Regions from separate parts of the Homo sapiens genome. Here region 1 is linked to region 2. Evidence: read pairs that join two places in POLR2A ChIA-PET (ENCODE). Cell type or tissue: PC-9. All regions are shown on one strand.

The links. Peaks named below come from ENCODE experiments on the same cell type or tissue, not always from the same donor. Only the 100,000 strongest peaks of a DNase experiment are listed, where the experiment ranks them.
Region 1: POLR2A ChIA-PET joins it to region 2 with 17 read pairs; 7 of 35 experiments call an interaction of 5 or more read pairs at or near these places.

What each region holds. Positions count from the first base shown.
Region 1 is chr15:65,008,410-65,016,409 of GRCh38, forward strand. The region is part of intron 6 of MTFMT (mitochondrial methionyl-tRNA formyltransferase); the gene reads right to left. Among named protein-coding and RNA genes, the nearest start is that of MTFMT, 17 kb to the right of the region's middle. In PC-9, no CTCF peak of the experiment used is centred here; no DNase peak of the experiment used is centred here.
Region 2 is chr15:65,062,425-65,070,424 of GRCh38, forward strand. RASL12 (RAS like family 12) reads right to left here and starts at 5,567. Exons shown (of 5, transcript NM_016563.4): 1 at 5,309-5,567; 2 at 2,793-2,849. The coding sequence starts at 5,411. In PC-9, no CTCF peak of the experiment used is centred here; no DNase peak of the experiment used is centred here.

The sequences.
Region 1 (8,000 bases), 54 kb before region 2:
CCAGGAAATAAGTTCTCTAAAATTTCTGAATTGAATGCATTTATTTCCAGACTGTAGTTCAATCCTCTATTTCATACATGAAGAGAGTGAGGCTCAGAGAAATGCAGCTATTTTCCCAAGGTTGGACCCAGCTAGTTAGTAGCAAAGCCAGGACTGGCTTCTGTTTTCTGATTCTCAGTGCAGTGCTCTTTTTATGACACCCCTTAAAGAGGGTATTTAACTTTCAGAAGAGTTAGGTTGTTGTAATAATTTGAACATTAAATCAAATAAGTAAATGAATTTGAAGAACAAGTTCATAACTGTATCTATGTCATAGCCTCTTCTATAACTTGCTAGCTCACTTTTCTTTTGCCCGCTTCAATAAAAGTTCTGAAACGATTTTCATATGTGCAATTTTTTTCTTTTAAATAACTCAAAATATTTTTGAAACATGCTTACTGACTAAAAAAGATTTCTATTTACTGAGAGTAATAAACATGCTAGGTACATACTCAGAATATAGTCTTGTTCTTCGGGAGGTAAAGCTCACCTTATCATCAGAGCATTGTAGAAAGGAAAGGGATGGTAAGAATATAATCATTTTGGTGTCTGCCATCATTACTGCCAAAATAGTATGTTTGCATGAATTTACATTCACCTAGTTCATTTCCTTTGATCTTGCCAGTTGTGTACATGGTCATTAATCCCACTTTAGAGGTAAAAAAAGCAGAAGCTCAAAGACAAGGGCCTTCCTCTCATTAGTAAAGGGCAACTCTAGGAACCAAACCCCACCTTCTGGCTCAGTCTTTTATAGCACAAAGCTTTTCTCCATGTACAGGGAAGATAAACCGCAGAGGGTAAGAATCATCATGTAGTAAGTTATAGGTGCCAAGAGATTTCAAGCTACTGGCCTAAATTGCATCTCAGGAAGTTGTCTACTTGATATCTCCATATGAACGTCTTCTAACTTAATATATGTCAAACTTAACATGGCCAAAACTATTGATTTCTCTTCCCAAATGTTCCTCCCCAGACATCCTCATCTCAATTAAATGGTTCCACTATTCACCCAGTTTCTCAAGCCAAAAATCTATGAATGATCCTAATTTATCTATCTCTAATTTCCCAGATTCCATCAGCAAATTCCGCTGACTCTATCTCCAAGCATAGTCTGGATGTCCACTTCTTTTTATCCACCATTATCATTGTTCCAAACTGCCATCATCTGTCATCTGGCTACAGTCGCAGCAGCTTCTTTTTATTTTTTTAATTTTTTTTTTTAAAGACCGGATCTTGCTCTGTCATCCAGGCTGGAAGTGCAGTGGTGGAATCACAGCTCACTGCAGCCTCAACCTCCCAGGGTCAAGTGATCCTCCTACCTCAGCCTCCCGAGTAGCTGGGACTACAGGTGCATCCCACAATACCTAGCTAATTTTTGTATATTTTGTAGAGACAGGGTTTCACCATGTTGCCCAGACTGGTCTGGAACTCCAGGGCTCAAGCGATTCACTCTTCTTGGCCTCCCAAAGTGCTGGTATTACAGGTGTGAGCCACCACACCCAACCAATTCCCTAACTGACCTCCACTCCACTCTCTAGCAGCAGCCAGGGCAACCTTTTAAGAATGTACATACCTAATCCCATTACTCCCCTGCCGTGGCCCTCTGATGTCAATCCTACTCAATCTTGCTTCTCCCCTCACCTTAGCTACTCTCCATCTTGCCAGCTATGCTCCAGCCACACCAGCCTCATTTCTGTCCCTCAAACATGTCCAACTCTTTTCCATCTTGGGTTGTTTTTTTGTTTTGTTTTGTTTTTTGACAGCTTTATTGAGATGTAATTCACATACCAGAAAATTCACCCTTTTGAAGCTTCCAAGTCAGTGGTTTTTAGTAGACTCAGGGTCATTCAACCAATGTCACTCGTTTTTTTCTTGCCTAATTTTTAGAACATTTTCATTACCTCTCTCTCCCAGAAAAAACGCCATCCATTATCAGAAAATTCCCATTATCCTCTCTCCTCCAGCCTATGGATTTGCCTATTTTGGACATTTCATATAAATGGAATAATAACATATGTAGTCTGTTGTGACAGGGTTTTTTCACTTAGCATATTTTTCAGGTTCATCCATGTCATAAGCATGTGATTATGGTTATGGCTGAGTATTAATAATATTCCACCGTATGGCTATATACCACATTTTTTTAACGCATCCCTCAGTTGGATATTTGGGTTGTTTTCACTTTTTGGCCATTCTGAATAATGCTGCTATGAAGATTCGGGTACACATTTTTGTGTGAGCACAATGTTTCCAATTCTCTTGAGTATAAACCTAGGAAAGGAAATGCTGGGTCATAAGATACTTCTGTGTTTCACTTTTTGAGGAACTGCCAAACTGTTTTCCACACAGGTTGCACCATTTTTAAGAGGTAAACATGGTACCATGAATGTATGAAGTTTCCAAATTTCTCCACATCCTTGCCAACACTAGTTTTTGTCTGTTTTTTGAATTATAGCCATCCTAATGGGTGTGAAGTGGTATCTCATTGTGGTTCTGATTTGCATATCCCTAAAGACAGATGAAGTTGCTGATCTTTTATATGCTTACTGGCCATTCATATTATGTATCTGCTTGAAACAAATGTCTACTCAGGGCCAGGGCAGTGGCTCATGCCTGTAATCCCAGCACTTAGGGAGGCTGAGGCAGGTGGATCACCTGAGGATAGGAGTTCGAGACCAGCCAGGTCAACATGGTGAAACCCCGTCTCTACTAAAAGTACAAAAATTAGCCGGGCGTGGTGGCGCTTGCCTATAATCCCAGCTACTAGGGAGGCTGAGGCAGGAGAATCGCTTGAATCCAGGAGGCAGAGGTTGCAATGAGCCAAGGTCGCACCATTGCACTCCAGCCTGGGCAACAAGAGCAAGACTCCATCTCAAAAACAAACAAAAAAGAAATGTTTACTCAGAATTTTTGGCCATTTTTAATTGGGTTATTTGTCGTTTTACTGCTGAGTCATTGTAAGAATTCTTTACTCTGGATATTAGGCCCTTATCAGTTATATGATTTGCAAATATTCCCTCCCATTCTGTAAGCTGTCTTTTTTTTTTTTTTTTTTTTTTTTTTTTGAGACAGGGTCTCACTTTGTCACCCAGGATGAAACACAGTAGTGCAATCACAGCTCACTGCAGCCTCGACCTCCCTGGCTCAAGTGCATCCTCCCATTCCAGCCTCCCAAGTAGCTAGGACCACAGGTGTGCACCATGATGCCCAGCTAATTTTTTACTTTTTGTAATGATGGGGACTCACTACATTGCCCAGTCTGGTCTCAAATTCTTGGGTTCAAGCAGTCCTCCTGTCTCAGCCTCCCAAAGTGCTGGGATTATAGGCATGAGCCACCATGCCTGGCCTACCTGTCTTTTTTACTTTGTTGATAGTGTCCTTTGAAGCACAACTATTTTTAATTTTGATGAAGTCCAATTTCTCTATTTTTAGTCTGATTGCTTATGCTTCATGGCATCATAGCTAAGAAACCACTGCCTAATTCAATGTCATGAATATTTACACCTATATTTTCTTCTAAGAGTTTTCTAGTTTTAGCTATTCATTTAGCTTCTTTAACTTTTACATATGATGTGACATAGGGTCCAAATTCATTCTTTTGATTGTGGACATCCAGTTATCCCAGCTCCATTTATTGAGAATACTATTCTTTCTCCATTGGATTGTCTTGGCACTCTTGTCAAAAAAAAAAAAAAAAAAAAAAAAAAAAAAGGTGGGTGGGAGGGGAGAGGGATAGCATTAGGAGATATACCTCATGTAAATGATGAGTTAATGGGTACAGCACACCAACATGGCACATGTATACATATGTAACAAACCTGCACATTGTGCACATGTACCCTAGAACTTAAAGTATAATAATAATAATAATAATAAAAAGAACTATCTTTTGGGAACTACCTTTAGAAAAAAAAATCAATTGACCATAAATGTATGGGTTTATTTCTAGACTTTTAAAAAAATTTGAGACAGAGTCTCACTCTGTCACCCAGGCTGGAGTGCAGTGGTGTGATCTCAGGTCACTGCAACCTCCACCTCCCAGGTTCAAGTGATTCTCGTGCCTTAGCCTCCTGAGTAGCTGGGACTACAAGCGTGCACCACCATATCTGGCTAATTTTTGTAAATATTTTTAGTAGAGATGAGGTTTCACCATGTTGGCCAGGCTGGTCTCAAACTCCTGACCTCAAGTGATCCACCTGCCTCAGCCTCCCAAAGTGCTGGGACTACAGGCATAAGCCATCATGCCTGGCTTATTTCTAGACCCTTAATTCGATTCTAATGAGCTATAGCCAGTACCACACTATCTTGGTTACTGTAGTTTTACAGCAAGTTTTGAAACTGAAAACTATGAGTCCTCCAATTTTGTTAGTTTTGGCTATTCTGGGCCCCTTGCAATTCTGTATACATTTTAGGAGCAGCTTGTCAATTTGTACAAAGAAGCCAATTGGGATTTTTTTTTTAGGAATTGTGTTGAATCTGTACATCAACTTGGGGAGTAGAGACATCTTAACAATACTAAGTTTATCCAATCAATGAATACTGGGGTCTTTCCATTTACTTGGGTCTTCTTTACTGTTTATTAGCTCTAATAGTTTTTTTTGGAACTTCTTCATGATTTTCTATATGCTAGATCATATCATCCACAAATAGAGACAGCTTTACTTCTTCCTTTCCAAACTTTTGTTTGGTTGCCTTTTGTTTCTTTTTTCTTGTCTAACTGCCCCAACAGAACAAAGTTGAATAGAAGACATTTAACTTTGAGAGCGCAGACATCTTTATCTTCTTTGTGATCTTAAGGGAAAGGCTTTGTCTTTCTTTTATTTTCTTTCTTTCTTCTTCTTTTTTTTTTAAGAGACAAAGTCTGGCTATATTGTCCAGGCTGGTCTCGAACTCCTGGCCTCAAGCAATCCTCCCGCTCAGCCTCCAAAATACCTGGGACTACAAGTGTCCACCACTGCACTTGGCTTCTTTCATTAAGTATGATGTTAGTTACAGGGTCTTCATAGATGTCCTTTATCAAGTTGAGGAAATGCTCTTCTATTTCTAGTTTATTGAGGTTTTTTTACATGTGTTGGATTTTGTCAAATGCTTTTTCTGCATCTATTGAGACAGTGATGTAGCTTTTGTCCTTTATTCTACTAATATGATATGTTACATTGACTGATTTTCATATGTTGAACCAACCTTGCATTCCTGGGATAAATCCCACTTGGGGCAGGGTGTGATGGCTCACACCTGTAATGCCAGCATGTTGGGAGGCTGAGGTGGGCGGATCACTCAAGTTCAGGAGTTTGAGATCAGCCTGGCCAACATGGTGAAACCCCATCTCTACTAAAAATACAAAAAAATGAGCTGAGCATGGTGCTGCATGCCTGTAATCCCAGCTACTCAGGAGGCTGAGGTAGAATTGCTAGAGCCCAGAAGGCGGAGGTTGCAGTGAGCTGAAACTGCACAGTTGCGCTCCAGCCTAGGCGACAGGGCGAGACACCATCTCAAAAAAAAAAAACAAAAAACAAAAAACAAAACCCAAAAAACAATCCCACTTAGTCATCATGTATAATCCTTTTTTATATGTTGCTGGATTCAGTTTGCTAACTCTGTGGAGGACTTGTGCATCTATATTCAGGGATATCAGTCTGGAGTTTCCTTTTCTTGTGATTCTTTGGGTTAGCCCACCTTGGGTTTTGTACTAGCTGTTCCTCTGCCTGGAATGCTCTTCTCTGTTCTAGGCATGGCTGGCTCCTTATTGTCTTTCAGATTTCAGCTTAAGTGTCAGAAAGAGGCTTTCCCCATCACCGATCTAAAATAACCTCCAGTTATTCTATCACATGATCCTATTTTTATTTTCATCAAGGAATTTATCACACTATTTGATTTTTTTTTTTTTTTTTTTGAGATGGAGTTTCGCTCTTGTTGCCCAGGCTGGTGTGCAATGTGCAATCTCGGCTCATCATAACCTCCACCTCCTGGGTTCAAGCAATTCTCCTGCCTCAGCCTCCCAAGTAGCTAGGATTACAGGCATGCGCCACTAGGTCTGGCTAATTTTTTTGTATTTTTAGTAGAGACGGGGTTTCTCCATGTTGGTCAGGCTGGTCTCGAACTCCTGACCTCAGGTGATCCGCCCGCCTCGGCCTCCCAAAGTGCTGAGATAACAGGCGTGAGCCACCATGCCCGGTCTTTTTTTTTTTTTTTCTTTTGAGACAGAGTCTTGCTCTGTCGCCCAGGCTGGAGTGCAGTGGTGTGATCTTGGCTCACTGCAACCTCTGTCTCCTAGGTTCAAGCAATTTTCTTGCCTCAGCCTTTCTAGTAGCTGGGATTACAGGCGCATGCCACCACGCCCAGCTAATTTTTTTGTGTGTTTTTAGTAGAGACAGGGTTTCACTATGTTGGCCAGGCTGGTCTCAAACTCCTGACCTCAGGTGATGCATCTGCCTCAGCCTCCCAAAGTGCTGGGATTACACGTGTGAGCCACCATGCCTGGCCTGATTTTTTTTTTTTTTTTTTGCTTACTTGTTGTCTGTCCTCCCACAACACCTGTTTCTATAGTACCTAGTACACTGCTTGACACATAATAGGCCTTCAATAAATATTTTGTTTAATGAATGAATGAATAATAGCAGCTATCATTTAATGAGTACCTATTCTGTGCCAGATACTGTACAAGATGCTGTAAATATATTATACCAGCCCTGATATTCCAAGGAACAAACTAAAGCTCGGAGGTTAAATAACTTTCCTGAGTCTACGACGTTAGGAAGTAGCAGAGTCAAGATGGAACCCAGCACTGTCTGGCCCTATGGTCCTTGTTTCCTGATGCCATTCTGTGGCAGCAGGAAAATAATAGGATTTGAAGTAAGATAGATCTCGTTCAAAACCTGACTCTGACTTTCATTAACTAGCAACACGACATCGAGTAACACTTAATAACAATTCATTATCTACTTTAAGCCTCAATTTCTTCAACTTTAAAGTGGGATGATAATAACTATAACATGAGTCTGTGATCCTCCTTACTGAAGAATTTAGCATGCTATAGATATCCAATGGTGGTTCCCCATTTTACCCAACATTAATAACAGAGATGGTCCATTAAAAACCACACACTTGGCCAGGCACAGTGGCTCGTGCCTGTAATCCCAGCACTTTGGGAGGCTGAGAAGAGCGGATCACTTGAGCTCAGCAGTTCAAGACCAGCCTGGGCAACATGGCAAAACCTCGTCTCTACAAAAAAATACAAAAATTAGCCAGGTGTGGTGGTGTGTGCCTGTGGTTGCAGCTACTCAGGGGCTGTCACAGGAGGCTCACTTGAGCCTGGGAGGCAGAGGTTGCAGTGAGCCAAGGTTTCTCCACTGTACTCCAGGCCTGGGTGACAGAGCTAGACCCCGTCTCAAAAAATAAAACAACACACACACACAAACACACATACGGTAAGCTCAGTGTTCAAATAACACAAGTAGCTATTGAAATGAAAGGAAAAAACCCCACAAATTTATCAATGAACTGAGAATTTAACTCAGACATTTTAACAAACTGTTATATTACTACACTTGGTGTACCATATGTAGAAATCAATGATTTAACAATTTGATTGTAAAAAATTGGCTAAAGGCAGAAAGACATACTGGAAGAAGCACAGGATTAGGAGTGAGAAGATTTAAGTTCATTATTTAGTGACTGGACATTCCTGTTAGTCATCTCATTTCTTTCCCCTCACCTATGAAGTAGGATAGTAAAACTTGGTTATGTGAAACTGCAATATACATATATTTAAAAGTGCTTTGTGAATTCTAAGGTCTCTATAAACACTTTAAACAGCTTAAAGAATTTTTAAGAATAAATTTCAGGTTTTCTAGGTTTTGTTCCTAAGATCAACCTTTTATTTGGGATATTTTTATTTGGGATTATTCCTAAATAAAAATATTTAGAAAGCAAATTACACACATAGAAAACCAACTAGGTAG
Region 2 (8,000 bases):
GAGGCTGCTCCTAGCGGAGAGCAACTGGAGCCATGCCTCGTCTTCCTTTGTGCCTGAGGGTCTCCATAATCTTAAGGCAAATCACTGAGCCCTCTCTTCCTCCATTTCTCCACCTATAAAATGAGGATCGTGATAGGAGCTCTTCTTTAAAGGGTAATCCTAAAACCAAAATTTACCACCCCCCCAGTTAAACCCTCATCTACACTGAAGCTAGTACTGTGCTACCTGCTGGAAATGGGAATGAATCTCCACCCTCAAGGCTCACCAAATGAGCTCAGGCTCTCAGAAGACCTAGGAAGGGCTTAGAGAGTTGTTTTACCAGCATTGCTGATGGCTAGCTCCCCAATGGAATGTGGAGACCTTTATCCACAGAAGGAAAGGTTCTCATCTGTCTCTGCTGCTGCTGGAACCAACAATGGGACAGTGGCCGGAATGTTTAGGCCCCTCCTAGCAGAACCTTCGAGGAGTGGCACTGGCCTCCCAGAGAGTCTGAGGGGAGAATGTCTGGTTGGCTCTCTGACTCGTGGGCTGTCAGTGTAGTGTGAGAGACCACAGACCAAGGGGACTGACCATTGTGGGGCTGCCCACTTCCCAGACAGTCTGCCCACGCATTCCACTACCAGGTCAGAACTCCAAAATTATTCAATCAGGAGGCTCAAACCACCACCCTAATAGGCTCATCCGGTGGCACCCTGTGACAGTATCGATTGGAAGGCAGGGAGGAAGACAGACTGGAGGTGAGATGCCAGGAAAAATACAAGATGCCCAGTTAAATCTGAATCTCAAAAAAAAAAAAGGAATAATTTTTGGTATAAGCATGACCCATGCAATATTTGAATTAGGCCGAATATGTCTTTTGAGTCCCTGCCCTTGGGAATTCCCCTTGTCCTTTCCCAGACACTGTGTCTGCTTGTGTGCCTTTCCTTCCTGTCCTCCCACCTCACCTCTGTCCTCAGTTTCTCCACCCCATCTCTATTCCATGCTCTGGCCTCTTCCAACACCTCGCCGGCCAGTGCACCATTGCATCCTGTGTCCTCCTCTCTCTGGAGCTGACCTCTGCTAATCAAAGGGCCTCCTCTGGGTGACCTTGGCCCAGAGTCTTCAGCTCCTTGGGCCTGTTTCCTCCACTGTAGCACTGAAGGGCTGTGCCAAGGCACCGGGGGTCAAGCAGAGCTTCGAGGAACAAATCTCTTAGGGACTGTCACCATGTCACCTGCCCTGCATCCCTGACTTACCCATGGGAACCCCTTTGCTCTCTCTGTTTGACACCCTGGGGTTCTGTTTAAAATCTGGAAGAAGGGATTCTGCTACCTAAGGAAAAGCTTTTTTAAACAAGGGGACTAAATAGCCCTGATGTCTCTGCCTGCTGCAACACTGGTGCTGGACTCCAGCCTGAACTAAGGGGCTGGGCACCACTAGGGTAAGGAGCTCTCCCCTCCAGGTGCGGCAGGAGCGCTGGATCAGGGGCCTGCTGCAGGGAGCGCAGGGGGTTTCCACTGTGTCACAAAGCCTTGGGCTTCTTTGGAGGGCTCTCAGGGGTCCCATGAATGCTTTAATTGATTTTTATGAATGGGGAAAATAATCCAAGACTGCAACACCCATTTTCTAAAGGCTAAGATCATCCAGACACCTTATGGCTCTCAGTGAACAGTTTACAATAGACAAATGTTATACATGTGAGCTTTAAGCAACATTTATACTAATAAAATCCTGCTTTGATTTGTTTTAGAAGGGAATCTAAGCTATTGTGTATGGGAATCCATTTGAGGAGGAAGGAAAAGCAAAAATGCATTGAGTGCCTACTGTGGGTCAAGTACTAGGCTGGATCTTTTACATGTGCTATTTCTTTAATCCTCACAGCAATTCTCTAACTATTTTTTAATGCCCATTTTACAGATGAGGAAACAGTAGCTCAGAGAGGTTAGCTGACTGGCTCAAGGTTGCCAATAAGGAGCAGAGCCAGGTAGGATTCAAACCCAGCTCTGACTGACACCGAAACGTTCCTTTTTCCAATATACCATGATGCAGCGATGAAAACAACAGTTGTTTTCTCATACGGTTAAAAAACTGGTTCAGAAGCCAGCACCACTAGAGAATTTCTCGAATGTCCTGCCCAGGTTTTCTGGAAGAGAACACTGAGTGACCATCTTGAAGAATAATACCTATTTGTTTTTGAGTTTTTTTTTTTTTTAGACAGAGTTTCCCTCTGTCGCCCAGGCTGGAGTGCAGTGGCACGACCTTGGCTCACTGCAATCTCCGCCTCCCGGGTTCAAGCAGTTCTCCTGCCTCAGCCTCCCTAGAAGCTGGGATTACAGGCACACACCACTATGCCCAGCTAATTTTTGTATTTTTAGAGACGGAGTTTCACCATGTTGGCCAGGCTGGTCATTAACTCCTGACCTCAGGTGATCCACCCACCTCAGCCTCCCAAAGTGCTGAGATTACAGGCATTAGCCACCGCACCCGGCCCAAGAATAATACCTGTTTGGATGTGGATGTCTTGCTATGTTTATTTTTATTTTTTAAAGTTTTTTCACACCTCATATTTTAGGGTAAATCAGCCTCTCTTAGTTCTGTGAATTAGGCCAACCCCCCAGTTGTCTGGGGTGGGCTGTGGAAGGGGTATTTCTGACACTTAAAACATTTTCCCCCATGGGCTGGGTCATCCTGGCGGCTTCTCCCTTCTGTCCCCAGACATGCAGTCCTGGTCAGTGCCCACCCACGGGGTGGGTCCCAGGAGAGCACTCCAGATGGGGCACAGGCAGCAGAAGGTACGGGGAGTAGTTTCTTACCCAAGTTGGGGTCATATTCACTGATAAACCTCTTGGTCAGAAACTTCACGGTCAGGGCTGCAAGAAGCAGAAAGAGGTTGGCTCCATCTCCGCGGCCATGTCTAGCTGCTGGCCCCTCGTTTAAGGGAGGCCTTATCTAACCTCTGTGATCCCCGGCTGACACCAAGCTCAGCTCTCCCAGAGAATGAAGCTAGGGAACTGAGGAATTGGTTTGAAAGGCTCAGAAGGAAACCAGAACTACGGGGAGCCAAGTGCCTCTAATTGCACCGTGGGAATTTTTTTTAATGGCAAGGAAAGCAATGAGTGGCAAGCCTAAGGGGTGTTTGGAAGGTATGAACTCAGGGGTCAGGACCCATGCAACCATTACCCTAGAGTCAGCCTGGTGAAACCTCAACTGAAGGGAGGTGTCGCCCACCCCGGACAAGTCACAGAGATTCTGAAGTGTGGGGCTATTTACTCCAGGCTTTAGCTACAAGCCAAAAACACAGGAAGAGCAGAGTTGATTGCAGTGGTTGATCTTTGGGAAGGGTATAAATCCCCAAGTGCCTGGGCTTTCCAGGTAAGGTCCAGGTGAGGTCTGTGTCCCGAAGAAACACACTCTGGTCCTGGTCTCCCACATCGCAAGTCTTGGCTTTCTCTGGGGCCTCTACACTCATCATGGATATCTCAGCAGAATGTAAAACTCAAGAATTAAGCTCTCTTTGGTTCAGAGTGTAGCCATATAAAGCAAAGACCAGCCAACTACTATACTGGACCCTCAAAAAGTAATGTTCGCTACTGCTTGTTTGGAAAGAAAGAAAAGAAAAGAGAAGAGAAGAGAAGAGTAGAGAAGAGAAGAGAAGAGAAGAGTAGAGAAGAGAGAGAATAAAAGAAAGAGAAGGAAAGAGAAAGAAAGAAGAAAGAGAGAGAAAGAAGAAAGAAAAAAAAGAAAGAAGAAGAGAGGGATGAAGGGAAGGAGGGAGGGAGGGAAAAGAGAAAGAGAAAAAGGAAGGAAGAAAAGAGAAAGAAACAAAGACAGAAAGATAGAAAGAAAGAAAGAAAAAGAAAAAAGAAAGAAAGAAAAGTAATGGGATGCCTGTAATTCCAGTGCTTTGGGATTGAGACCAGCCTGGGCAATGCAGTGACACTGTTATCTCTAAAAAAATTGAAAAATTAACCAGGCATGGTGGTATGCCTGTAGTCCTAGCTACTCAGGAGGCTGAGAGGGAAGATCACTTGAGCTCAGGAGTTTGAGGCTATAGTGAGTCATGATCGCGCCATTGTACTCCAGCCTGAGTGACAGAGACACTGTCTTAAAAAAAAAAAAGTGACATTGTGAATAAAATCCTTAAAATTCTTTCCTAGGATTCCTAACGGTGTCAGTTTGCAAACTAATACCCAGGGAATACATATTTTAAAATTTAAATTCTTTCTTTTATGTAGTCACTGGCTAAACGGTACCGGTTACAGAGCTACGGATAACAATCTGATTTTCAAAGGGCAAATCTTTCAAAGGAAGAGGGTAATCCCTTCTGTAGGAAAACCAGATTCAGAGTCCCCTCTCTGGGGGTGGGGCTGGCTTCAAAATCAGAGAGTAGGCCCCCAGTGAGTCTTACAGAACACTCTGGGGAGGAAACCCACAGCCAGCTGAGCTTGGGTTGGCCATCACTAACGGCTAAAACTGGAAAAACAGCCAGTGGAGGACCCCTTCTGCCCTCCCTCCTTCAGCCAGCCAGGAGTGGCATAGTTCAGTGTTGACACAAATTATCTCAATGGAAGCCCAAGATCTTGGCTCATCAAGGACAATCCCATGCACCTGGAACCATAACCCAATGTGTTTCCAGAAAGTTGAGAGGGGTCTGGCTTGAAACGAACACATTTGATAAGAATGCACAACTTGTCCCAGAATCCCAGGGAATGGGGGTGGGAGTGGGGGAGTGGACCTTCCCTGAGAAATCTCAACAGCTAGTGACTTCACCAGCTCCCTTCTACGGGGAGGGGGTGTGGAGGGGGAGGGGTTGGACGGGAAGTCTTCCCCCAAGCCTAATCAGGGAGTAGCAAGGCTGCGACTAAGCTCAAAGAGGCGCCTTGGGTAGGGGGATCAGTGCCCAACAGGTCCCTTTGAAGCCAGTCGCCAGGACTGACTGCTGGCCCCAGGGTAGGTCATAGGGGTGGGGGTTGGAAGGTTGGTGGCAGGGGAGACCGACCAGTAAAGGACTCCGAGACACACAAGAGAGAGGGGAGAGACAGCAGGGGTCACTGATACGGAGGACAGAGACAGTGGGAAGACACAAAGGGAAGAGGCAGGCAGGGAACAGAAGACAGAGATGGTGGAGCTGAGCACAAAGCCGAGAGAAGAGAAAGCCCGGCAACAGGGAAACTGAGGCAAAGAAAATCACGGTGTCTTGTGCGACCCTCCTGGGTGAAGGAAGCTCCCCAAGCCAGTGGAAGAACCTGCCCCCAAGAGCACAGCCCACTGTCCCCCCACCCACGCCCAGCTCCGCACTTGGCGGCTCAGGCTCCCCGGCGCCACTCACCAGACTTGCCAGCCCCGCGGCGCCCCAGGATGGCCAGGTTGACCTCGAGGGGCGCGCTCTGAGGCCCGCTGCCCGCGCGGGGTTTTCCAAACACCGAGGACATGGCGACGCCCTGGACGGCCACGCAGGTCTGCGGCCGGTGGGCCCCGCGCAGTGCGCCCGCCCGTCGGGGCCCAGGGGAGCGGGATGCAGGCTTCCCTGGAGCGCGCGGCCCCGGACCCGTCGGCGTCCGCGCCCTCGGCCCCGCGTCCAGCGGGCTGCCACCCCGCGGGGAGGAGGGGCCGGTGGAGCCTGGCGGGCGGGGCCACCCCAAGCGCCACCAAATTCCTTGTAAGGGCTGCGGAGCCCCCCGCGGGGCGCGCTCAGCCGGCTCCTGGAGCAGGGAGGGAGCTCCTGCCGGCCGCGCCCCCACCGCCGGGCTGGGCCTCGAGGACCCTGCCGTCACCCTCCCGAGCGCCCCCAAACCCGGCCGGGAAGGAGCAGAGAAGGAGCCCCAGGGCTAGGGGGAGAGAGGGGAAGGATGTTTGCACTCTTCCCTGAACCTCCCACTCAATCTCTTTTCACCAGCAAGAAAATCCACCCCTCCCTTTGTTCTACCAAGCCAGCCCCGCCTCCTCCTCCAGGAAGCTTCCTGGGTTCAATTCCAAGCCTTGCCCTTTCTTTAGCTCAGCCTTGGCACTCTATATCCCCAATCACATTATTCTGCCCTTTGCTGTGGAGACTCTAGAGGCCTCACTGCAGAACCCATTCGGAACCCAGGCTTCTGGGAGAGGGGGCGGGGCGGAGAGAACCCCTCACTAAGATTTCAGGGCCAATATGGGTTCAGCTTCAAGAAACCTAATCCATTCTGAATTACTGTCTCTCCCTAATGGGAGCTAATGAGTTGCATGTGTTTGTGGCCTGTTGTGTAAATGGGGTGTTTGTTCTAAAACCTGGCACTGCCTCTTGCCTACAGCAATTCTGGGATTGGTGGTGAGCCTGGCAGGGGTCCCCTGGTCATTCCCCTTGGGACTCAGGGTAAATCTGGTCATACCAAAGACAGGGCAAAGGGCCCACACCACGAACCTGGACACTTAGGATCTAGTGCTAGCTCCTGCCCTAGAGTAATCTTGGGCAAGTCACCTTGCTTCTTTGGGCTTCGGTGTCCCCATATATAAATACTGAAGGAAGGGGAAAATGAAGCAAAATAGAGAGTGACAGAATCAGCCCTGGGCTCCAGGCCTGCGTACATTCTAGAACCCTGTGAGGCATCTCTTCTGGAGTACGCTCCAGGTTAGAGCAGGGAAAGGCATGGGAGCCTCAGAGACCTCTCACGGCAGCCCTTCTCCTTCCCCTTCCCGCAGATGGTTAACTCATCTACCCACCCACCCACAGAGGAACCATGGAAAACCAGGTGTGCAGGCAGGGCCCAGGGTCAGAGCTGGATGGTAATAACGACTCTTCAAAGAAGAACAATTATTTTCCTGGCCAGGACATGAATATTGACTCAGCCTAGTTGTGTTTTGGGGAAATCATGGTAAACCAGCTGTGTTATTAAGGTAGTGGGTGGAATTTGTTTAGATTACACTCTCAGGCCAGAATTAGTCACACAGCTAATGGCCAAGGGTTTTCCTTTGAGTTGTAGGAGTTGAGAAAGTGGGAGCCAAGTTCCAGTCACATCCCTGGGCTGGCCCCATTCTGTGAAGACAGACTGGTTCCAGATGGGGCCTTTGGGGATAGAACCAATCTCAATGGACAACTGCTGGAGGCAGGGCTAACTGTGGGCCTGCACGGGCCCAACTGCATGTAAACTTAAGCTCTGCTACTTCTCAGCTTGTGTGATGCTGGGATGTTACTTGACCTCTATGTGGTCTGTTTCCTCATCTTTAAAACTTGACCAACCAGGAGATGGGAGCTGCAAGATTCTAGCTCAGTCTGAGGGTGAACTCTGTAACCATCTGACTGTCCATAGTTAGAAGGGACTGTCTTTGGTGGAACTCAACCCCTCTCCCCTGACACTGGCAGCAACCAAGGGAGTGACCACGTCAAGGAAGTGTTAGAGAAGAGACGCCTTCATGACTCGAATGTTGCAGTAAGATGACCCTTAATTCTCTTCCAGTTCAGAGATTATTTGAGCTGGTGGCCACCTGGTTACTGGGGCCCTCAACTGTGACAGCTCATTGCTCAAAGTCTGCCCCTTCTCTGAGGCTTGGGAGGAAAACAGTGCCCACCTCATGGCTGCGACCTATCCTTTTCTCCATCCCCAGTTTCCTCACCCAGGGGCTGCTACTGTCAGACCCTGGAATAAACTACTTTGCCCTTCTGGGTCTCTGTTCCTCATCTTCAAAATAGGGACAAACCTGGGCAACATGGTGAAACCCTGTCTCTACAGACGCATATAAAAAAATTAGCTGGGTATGTTGGCATGCAACTATAGTCCCAGCTACATGGGAGGCCAAGGTGGGAAGATAGCTTCAGCCCAGGAGATGGAGGCTGCAATAAGCTGTATTTGTGCCACTGCACTCCTGCCTGGGTGACAGAGTGAGACCTTGTCTCAAAATAAAATAAAACAGGGACAATATCAATAAGTATATTAGATAACATGTGTCCTATCCAGAGCTTGGCCCATGGCCCAAGGAAGTGGAGGTTAGTTCTGTCTACTCCTCTGGATATAAATAGCACACATTTCTCATCCACCTACAAAGAAGTCATA